Regions from separate parts of the Mus musculus genome. Here region 2 is linked to region 1. A link is a loop called in an ENCODE intact Hi-C map of the cell type or tissue named here. Cell type or tissue: heart. All regions are shown on one strand.

Evidence for each region. A loop is a pair of places that touch in the nucleus more often than their neighbours do. Peaks named below come from ENCODE experiments on the same cell type or tissue, not always from the same donor. Only the 100,000 strongest peaks of a DNase experiment are listed, where the experiment ranks them.
Region 2: it touches region 1 in a loop (3.0-fold over the local background); 2 of 42 quality-filtered maps call a loop at or near these places.

Annotation. Positions count from the first base shown.
Region 1 is chr5:107,898,450-107,903,449 of GRCm38, forward strand. Rpl5 (ribosomal protein L5) reads left to right here and starts at 2,079. Exons shown (of 8, transcript NM_016980.2): 1 at 2,079-2,197; 2 at 3,421-3,490; 3 at 3,573-3,688; 4 at 4,820-4,954. The coding sequence starts at 2,195. In heart, a CTCF peak has its summit at 2,035 (motif pointing right); a DNase peak (open chromatin) is centred at 2,092; H3K4me3 peaks cover 2,781 bases; H3K27ac peaks cover 1,500 bases.
Region 2 is chr5:108,463,931-108,468,930 of GRCm38, forward strand. The region is part of intron 1 of Pcgf3 (polycomb group ring finger 3); the gene reads left to right. Among named protein-coding and RNA genes, the nearest start is that of Pcgf3, 5.2 kb to the left of the region's middle. In heart, a CTCF peak has its summit at 2,801; no DNase peak of the experiment used is centred here; H3K4me3 peaks cover 369 bases; H3K27ac peaks cover 644 bases.

The DNA of each region.
Region 1 (5,000 bases):
TCCATCAACAACCAACCAAGAAAATGCCCTACAGCTGGACCTCATGGGGGCATTTTCTCAACTCCTCTCTGATGACTCTAACTTGTGTCAAGTTGAAACAGAAAACCAGCTAGTACAATAACTGAGCACACTTTTTTTTAAAAAGTATTTATTTTTATTTGATGTGTGTTTTATTTATTATTTTATTATGAGCATTTTATCATTTGTTTGTCTGTTTATTTAATGTGTTATTTTATTTGGTGTTCTGCCTAGATGTGTGTCTGTGTGAGTGTTAGATTTTGGGGTTTCAGAAAGTTGTGAGCTGCCTTGTGGGAGCTGGGAAACTCCAAGATCTGAATCATTAGAGAGGAGGTGGCCTCCACTGAGAAAAATGCCTACATGAGATCCAGCTGTAGGACATTTTCTATTGATTGCTGCTGCTGACCCACACACTTCTAGGGGATTCGGCTTCAACCTGGAATCTCACCACAGGAATGCTGGGATTACAGGTACATACTCCATTCCTGGCTTTCCATAAGGGTTCCGGGGGTCTGACGTCAGTACATCAGGTTTGTATAGCAATCACTTTTACCTGCTGAGCTATCCATAAAAATACAAATATTTTTAAGGAGTCCCACTGCCCCTCCAAAATCTGAGCACCAGTGTCATAAAATGCTATTGCTAAAAATAATTGGGTACACAGAATTTGGGGAAGCAACTTTGTTTTGTTTTTTCTTTTCTTTCTTTCTTTTCTTTTCTTTTTTTTTTTTTTTTTTTTTGTTTCGTTTTGTTTTTTGAGACAGAGTTTCTCTGTGTAGCCCTGGCTGTCCTGGAACTCACTCTGTAGACCAGGCTAGCCTTAAACTCAGAAATCCACCTGCCTCTGCCTCCCGAGCGCTGGGATTAAAGGCGTGCGCCACCACGCCCGGCTAGGGAAGCAATTTTCAAATTGCATTCTCATTGACTTTGGTTTTCCGAGACAGGATTTCTCTGTGTAGCCCTGGCTGACCTGGAACTCACTTTGTAGACCAGGCTGGCATCAAACTCAAATCTGCCTGCCTCTGCCTCCCAGGTCGTGCACCACCACTGCCCGGCTCTCAGACTTTTTTTAGACTTTCTAAAGCTCTCAGCCTTATAACTGTTCTTTCACGTGTTTAAATAATTGTTTGTATGCATTTCTTTTCCTTCAGGCAGCCCAGGCTGGCTTCCAATTCACTAGGTAGCCTAGGCTAGCCTTGCACTTTCTGATTCTTTTTCCTCTCCCTTCTAAGTACTGAGGCTGCAATTCTTAGCTGCACACCCAGTCCTAAAAAGAAACTTCTTGAGGAAGGGGACTAAGAGTGATGGAGGAGGCGGCGCTCATAATGTCAGGAATTCTGGGGACAATGGAAGCATAAAGGCAACAGGAGAGTGCAGTGGGTTTTGTTTTGTTTTCACCATGTAACAGGTAACTAAGAATTGACTGGAGGTCAGCACTCTGAGAAGTGCTGGAGAATGAAAAGTATGCTTGAAGCAGATGTCAAGATGCTATGCAAAGGCAGAAGAGTCTCTTCTAACTCAAACTTGAGGCTCTGAGGCTGAGCTTCCCGGCGGCCCTGTGTGCTGGGAATTCCGAAATATATATTCCAGAAGTGAGTCAAGTCATGGAGAAGGCAAGATTTCAGCATAGGCAAATTCATGTATTTAACTTAATTTTTACCCCCTCCTGCTTAGAAAAATAATTATATAAGTGTGGTGTGTGTGCGTGCATGCCGAGCGTGTTTTTAAAAATGTCCTCCTGCCCGGTAGTGGTGGCACACGCCTTTAATCCCAGCACTTGGGAGGCAGAGGCAGGCTGATTTCTGAGTTCGAGACCAGCCTGGTCTACAGAGTGAGTTCCAGGACAGCCAGGGTCACACAGAGAAACCCTATCTCGAAAAACCACCCCCCCCCCAAAAAAAAAAAAAAAAAAGTCCTCGCAAAAAGCCTCTATTTCCCTTTCTCATCGCCCATCCTCCATGCTCGTTGAGAGGAGGAAGATGACATTCATCCTCCTACCGGCAGGGGGCGATAGCCCGCGCATCTTGAGGCCTACAGCCACTCTTTCTCACGTCGCTTGCGTGCTGGTGGTGCTACATACTGCGCATGCGTACGTGACTCCGGTCTTTTTCCCCCTTAGCGCGGCCGACTCTGCAGGTCTGCGTGGAGCCGCGGTTGCGGGTCTCTATTCCGCAGGATGGTGAGTGGGCATCTGGGTCTCAGGCCCGTGCGTGCACCGGGGTGCCCCCTCCTCTCGCGGATGCCCGCTCGGGGTCGGCTCGTGCGACCCGGGGGGCAGATGGCATTCGATTCCCGGCTCTGCGCCCGCCGTTCCAGCGTGGCCTAATGGCTGCCGGGTGCCAGCCGGGGGAGGGGCCGCGGCGGAGGGTGCTCGGGACGAGGCTTCCGAGTCCGGCTGCCAGCCGCAGTTGTCTCCGGGGTCGTCAGGAGGCCGTGCCACGGAAGCCCGAATCCCTCGGCCTCGCACAGAGCCCTGAAGCCGGGAGTGTCTGTCAGTGGAGGCCGTGGCGCTGCTGCGTCCCGGAAGGGATGTGGCGGCCCCTGGCTCTTCCTGGCCAGAGTCTGGCCCTGTTTTCAGAGATTTGCTGAGATCGGACTTGAGAGGTGGGGTGCAGCTCTTCATTTGCGAGGAGTAATTGTAGATCGTACTCTGCCATTTGAGCCCGGTTTAGGCAGGGAGGAAGTGAGCGCCGAGTGGTTGAACTTTCTCGGTGAGGTGTGCAGTTGTCGGCACAGATTGGCTCCGGTGTAGGTGATACATCCCGGCGGTTTGGCGTAGGGATCGATCAGTGGTACAGGAATTGAAAGATTGTTTAAAGGCAGTACGAAAATGTCTTTGTACCTGCAAGTTGTAGTAAGGAGCCTGCAGTTGTGGATGGAGCGACTTGGGTCGGTGCCCTATTCCGCCCAGCCATCTTTACGTGTTTTCTGAGGCTTAGTTAGGTGTGTTTGGCGAAGAGAACCAGTGCAACAGCAGTTCTCCATCTGGTTCTTAACCCATCTGTCAGATATTTGTATTAACGATGAATAACTACAAGATTAAATTAACGAAGCAGCAACGAGATTTATGGTTTGGGGAAGGGTCACCACAGCATGAGGAACTAACCTTATTAAAGGTTGAGCACTGCACAACAGCGATTCTTGTTTCCGGTCAGCTTAGAAACATGCTATAGAAGTTGACACTTGTAATAATTTGCTTTTGAAACTTGGGCATGATTTTGTTACATAGTTAAATAAAAAAATACAGACCAAAACCCAGGTGGTTCTTGCCTATTAATTCGGCGCTCAGAAACTACCAAATGCTAGGTCATGTTGGGCTACATAGTTGGCCTGTATCAAAAGAAAAAAGTCATGGGACGAAACAATTAGCAAAGCCCTGATAATTTTTTTTTTCCTTTAAAGGGGTTTGTGAAAGTTGTCAAGAATAAGGCCTACTTTAAAAGATACCAAGTGAGATTTCGAAGGCGGCGAGGTATGAACTTTTTCTGTTTTAGTTTCTGAAGACTGTTTCAAGGTGGAACCTTCCCTGGTTAAATTTTTTTTTCCCCTTGCAGAGGGTAAAACTGACTACTATGCTCGAAAACGATTGGTGATCCAGGACAAGAATAAGTACAACACACCCAAATATAGGATGATAGTTCGTGTAACTAACAGAGATATCATCTGCCAGGTGAGTTATGTCCTAGACTTGAGTAGTGTGGTCAGACGCATCAACTCTAACTTTTGGGAGAGACTATTTTCTTGTGTTAGTAGATTTCAGTGGCGGGTGGGGGGGGTGGGGGTGGGGGGAAGGTTTGGAAATCCTGGCTTTGCTTAATTTCCATTATGGAATTTGAGAGGAGGACTGGGAAATCTGTTGATATGAATAGTCTTCCAATTACCTTCATCTGTCACGCATTAACTCCTGGTGCTTACTTTATGGGCTTGTGTGCCATTTTACTGATTTAAAAAGGCTGGTAATAGGGTGGTAGGACTCTTGTTGCCAGGCAGGGTTGCTCATCTGTCATCCCAGCATGACAAGCTATTTCTATTTACTGTTTGAAATAGGTTTTAAAATACACAAAAATGTCTTCCACTTTGAAAGCCCTTTAAAAATGGCAGTCCCTGTATTCAGGGCTTTTACAATAAAAATTTGCTGGTCAGGAGATAGGTGCACTTGCCTTTTGTGACTTTGTTAACTGAAGGTGGGGTTGTCTGGTGTTCTGATAATTAAGGATGAAGTGTCTAAGACTTGGTTAAATTTAGCTCAAAAGATACTTTTAAGTAAGTGAGACCTGACTTTGGTGGTGGTGGATCTTTATTTAGTTAACCTTGGCTGTTGCCTGTAGACCAGGCTGGCCTTGAATTTAAAGCTCTGCCTGCCTCTACCTCCCCAGGGCTAGGATTAAAGGTGCCCTTTTTTGAGATGGGGTCCTACTGTATGACCCTGGCTGACCTGTAATTCTTTGTAGACCAGGCCAGCCTTGAAAGAATCTTGCAATATAGCCATGAGCTCAGGATCTAGTCTGAGATCATCTCCTGCCCAGTTTGTTGACTTCTAAAGGCACCTATGATTTCACCAACTCACCCACCATAAATAATGCCTTCAGTATTTAGAAAGAGCTATTATAATTGAGTTCTAACATGCCATATGTATTTTAACCATACTTTTCCCCCTAAACCACCATGTAGTTGATGCCCATACAGATTAGTCTTCAATGAGTTGTCTCTTCTCATCACAGCTTGTTAAGAGGCACTTAGGTGGGACAGGTACCAAAGCATTGATAGCAACAAGTTAATAACCTGACTTTTCTCACTGCAGATTGCATATGCCCGTATAGAAGGGGATATGATCGTCTGTGCAGCATATGCACATGAACTTCCAAAATATGGTGTGAAAGTTGGCCTGACAAATTATGCTGCAGCCTATTGCACTGGCCTGCTGCTGGCCCGCAGGGTATGTATATAATATCTTCAATAAGGTGCCTGCTATTTGCTTGTGG
Region 2 (5,000 bases), 570 kb after region 1:
AAGAGTTATGTGTAGATGCAAACATGATCTCTCACAACTGTAATCCCAGCTCTTGGGAGCTGAGACAGTTTCAGTGAGTTTGAGTTTGAAGCAAACCTGCACTACAGTAGTGAATTCCAGACCGATTTGGCCTATAGAGTTAGATTCTATCTCAGAAAATTGTTGTATGTAGAATGGTGTGTTAGAATAAGGCCTCTAAATAAGGTATATAAGGTTCCTTTGATGTTACTATAAAAGTTCAGATGATTGTAATGCATGCATGTATACCATTTAAGAGGCATCTGCTATAAAAGAAAAGGTTCCTGGTAGTTAACTTACTATTTGGAATGCTCTGGCAAGCAGACCCCTGTGGATAAAGTGGGGTGGATATAGGAGCATAGCATCTAACCTCTGAGTGAGGGTTTTCCAGTATTCTCAGAGCCTTGGCAAGTTATTCTGAAAGAAATTATAAGCCAACCCTCTAGATTTTCTTAACCATCTTAAATAATATGGAGAAAGTGTCTTTTCTGATACATTAGGTCTCATGCACTAGGTTATAAGTGACTTTCAAAATAGTAAGATGTGAGGTTCTGAAAAAGTTGGGATTTCTGTTCCTTGTGGGAATACTATGCTCAGAGACCTGCAGACAGGAGCCCTTTCTCCCAGCCCAGGTCTGGGGTAGGGGTGGAATACTAATCAGAGTACTTATCCAAGGTCGTTCTGGATACTCTTGTCCCTGATGGCCACTTCCCTGTCATTGCTGGACTTTGGGAGGTTCCACCTCAGGTTTGCAAGGTCACACTCACTAGAATCATTTGTGTTTTAAAACAAGATTTGTTTGGGTCTGTGTTATTCTTTAATTACCTTTTATGGTTTGCTGCCTTGTTTGTTTGATGTTCAAAATTGGATTTAAAGTTGAAGATGTAATTTTTTTTTACTTAGGAAATACATTGAGGTTGAAGGTCAGTTTCCTGTTGTCTGTTGTTACCCTCACAATCTCACTGCTCATAATGGAAGGATGCTGCAAGTACATTATGCTTCAAAAACTGGAACTATTCATTAGTTCTGTGAGTTGATTATCATAAAATTTAGCTAGACATAGTAATATAGGCCCATAATCCTTGCTATTGCTCGAGAGGCTGAAACAAGATCATTAGAGCTCAGAAATTAGAGACCAGCCTGGGTAACATAGTGTGACCCTGCTTCAAAAAAACAAACTAATTAGTCAATCACAAAGATAGATGAACCCTTTAAAAAATAAGAAAACATTCTTTTCTCTGCCACATACCTTCTCTCGTAGCCAAAAGGATAGGGAAGGGGTAGTAATAAGCACAAGCCACTTTTGTTGTTGTAGACTACCCACTGAATCGAGCAAACTCCCACTTGCTGATAGGAGCAGTACTTGCTGGAGGTGCTGTCTCCATCAGCTGTTGGGAGTGTGTTGTATTAAAGATAAATTCTACAGTGGTTAGTTGGACCTCAAGAACGGAGATTAATTGCACTTTTTCTGAAAGTTCATTGACTTTCAAAGTGTCCTTACTTAAGGGCTTTTACTTTTTTTTTTTTTTTTTCTTTGAGACAGGGTTTCTCTGTGTAGCTCTGGCTGTCCTGGAACTCACTTTATAGACCAGGCTGGCCTTGAACTCAGAAATCCGCCTGCCTCTGCCTCCTGAGTGAAGGGCTTTTACTTTTTAAAAAATTTATAATTATGTGTGTGTTTCTGAATACAGAAACCCTGAACACATCTGGGCGTTAGAAGATAACTTTGTGGAGTCTTGTTTTCTGTTATCTTCTTTACGTGGGTTCCAGGAATTGAACTTATGTCATCAGGCTTGGTGGCAAGTACCTTTACACCCTGAGCCATTTTACCAGCCACCTTTTGCTTTTTTATCTTAAGTGCTTACCAAAGTAAACAACAACAAACTCAAACAGAAAATCCTAATGGAGCACAAAAGCAAGAATTGTTATGAGTGGGCATCTGCTATGGTCCCAATGTTTTCATTCCTCCCCCCAGAATTTGAGGTTGAAATCCTACTCAAAGATGACTGCATGACAAGTGAACTTTCTATGGAGGAGGCTCTGTCCTCAAAGACAGAATAAGCGCCTTATCAAAAGTCTTGAGAGCTCTTCCATTCTCTCTGCCCCAGAGGACTTGGCACGGGGGTTAGGTCTGAACAAGCCAGTCTGCTGTGACACAGATGTCAGTCCTGAGGAGTAAACTTGGGTTGCCTATAAGCCTTTTGTTTGTTGTGGGTGCTTTGTGACAGCAGCCTGCAGTTTAGAACAGGGCCCCCATGCCCACTTGCAGGACACAGTTTTCTATTGATAGTATCTTTATCTTTCATACCGCTTTTGTCATTGAAGTATCAAAGAGTAACTTCAGATGGTAGGGCCACCTCTTGCAGGAAATGAGGAGAAACACCCAGCTTAAAGCAGACCTGGCTTCCACCCCACAGCCCCTGCAGGGTGGTGGGGCCTGGCATATCCCACAAATAGTTACTTCCAGGATCTTACAGTTGTCATAAGGAAGGTTCTTATAGTGTTTTTCTGAATAGATCCCTAGGGTCTAGTGCTAGGTTAGTTCCCATCCTGATATAACCCAGGGAAGTCTGGAGCTGTGTTGCTATGCCTTGTCCTGACACTCAAAGAGGTCTAGCATTAGATTGATGTCTGTTCCTATACACTCAGGAATTCTGGTGTTGAGTTTTCTGTCCTTCTGACATCCTCAGGGTGGTAGACTTTGGAGTAAAACATTTCAGGTTGGAGTATTTCTGCTTAGGGACATATATCAGTAACCCATGGTCATAATACTTGTGGTGAGTTGCTAGTGACTTATTCCCCTGCTGGCTGGTTTTGTAAGGTGAAATGCCTTAACACAGTCAGCCAAAGACAAGGCATGTTAATGAGGTCATAGATCTGGATAGGCTCTGTCCTCAGCATCAGTGTTTGGTGACACATTGGAGATTATGCTTACCCCCAAGGCCTATGGTTGTGGATAAAGACTGATAGTATAAGCACTTCTATCCAGGTGAGTACCAGATCATAGGAAGTCATAGTTTCAGCACAAATTGAGTGGCATATAACTGTGGGTGTCTCAGAGGGTACAGCGTTCAATCTCAGCACAAAGCTGGGAAGGTTCTAATTTGTGTAGGAAACTGTCTACCTGCCAAGGGCTAGCTACACCCTATTGAGTGAAGGATAATGAATATTCCATCTGTTAAATATGGGAGGAACCTCTGCAAGACTTCCACAGATATTGGGAAGTTCTGCAAGAAACTGGAGTGGCAAGGAAGGCAGGCAAGAAGACAGTAGACGTTACTTGGATGTAGGAGCTATACCAGTGGTAACAATCGGCTACCACAGAAGGGTCAGCACAGAAGAAAAGAGGTCTGTTAACACAGAGCACACTGAACAGCAAGTTGTAGGCAGTCACAGAGCAGAAAGAGGTCCCCTTTGAAATGAGATGGGAAGACAGTTGGCAGCCTCTGAACGTTTGTAACTGCCTTATTTGGAAAAGACTCGTTTTTTATGTTTTTTTAATTGTTAGAAACTATTTATATTGATAAAGTTACTATCTTCATTAATATGTATTAGGCCTGGACTGTTTAGGAGACTAGTTTGGAATCTGATCAGATCAGTGGTGCCTAAGACATAGATCTGATGCTGTCTCCACCTAGATCTTATCCCTAGGAGAGTGGCTTGTGTTACTGATTAATGAGGACACCTTCCTTCCCTGCTCTCTCCCTTCCTTTTGTTTTTTCAGGTAGGGTCTTTTGTAACCCAGGGTGGTCTTAGGCTCTTATAGCTAAGGATGACCTTGAGCCTATGGTCTTCCTGCCTACACCTCCCAAGTCCTGCGATTAAAGATTTGTACCACCATGCCTGGCTCTATGGGGTACTTTTACCACCTGAGGTATCTCTAGCCAGTTTTTCCATCTTAATATACTTAAATTTTTTTTAACTTATTTTTTAGTGTTTGCATTTGTGTGGGCATGCTAAAGCACATGTGTGGGGGTTGGAAGACAGCTTTTGAGAATTGGTTTTTCTTGGGCTGGAGAGGTGGTTAAGAGTACTGACTGCTCTTCTAGAGGTCCTGAGTTCAATTTTCAGCAACCACATGGTGGCTCACAACCATCTGTAATGGGATCAGATGCCCTCTTCTGGTGTGTCCCAAGAGAGTGACAGTGTACTCACATACATTAAATAAATAAATAAATAAATAAATAAATCAGAATTGTTTTTCTCCTGCAATGTAGGTCCTAAAGATCAAGTTCATGCCATCCAGGCTTGGCAGCAGGCGTATGTAGTTCTTTATGTGTAGTTCTTTATATGTAGTTCTTATGGGCCATGTTTTTCAGCTTTAATTATCATCCAAATTTCTGCATATCACAAAGCTGAGATAAATTGAGATTCTGTGGCAACTAGGTCTTAACTAAAGTTAGGGCATAAGAACCCCAGCTCTGTGGAGGTTGTTGGGTGGACTCTACAAGCTAGGCTATGTGCTGAGTGGGAAGACGTGTTCTGGGCCCAGGCCTGTCATAGTAGGGACTCTATTCTACTTGTTTGTAGAAATATGAATCCCCTGTACTCCCATCCCCTATTCATAAGTGTGCACATGGCATGTCTGTCTTTGGTAATGTAGCACACTGCTCCCACTCTCCTGTAGATGAAGACTAGTGACAACCTCTTTGCCAGCCTGCCTGCCTGCCAGCCTGTATAGTAGTTTCTATCCCACTGCTGTTATGGTTTGCCATGTCCACATGCTTGTCTGCTCTTGTAACCACAGATGTGATGATGTGCAGTGTAACGAGCAACAAAAGTAGGCGATGCTATGCCTTTAATCCCAGCACTCGGGAGGCAGAGGCAGGCAGATTTCTGAGTTTGAGGTCAGCCTGGTCTACAGAGTGAGTTCCAGGACAGCCAGAGCTACACGGAGAAACCTTGTCTCAAAAAACAAACAAACAAACAAACAAAAACAAAAACAAAAAAATAGGCGATTCTTAGAAGATTTGGAGAGGACA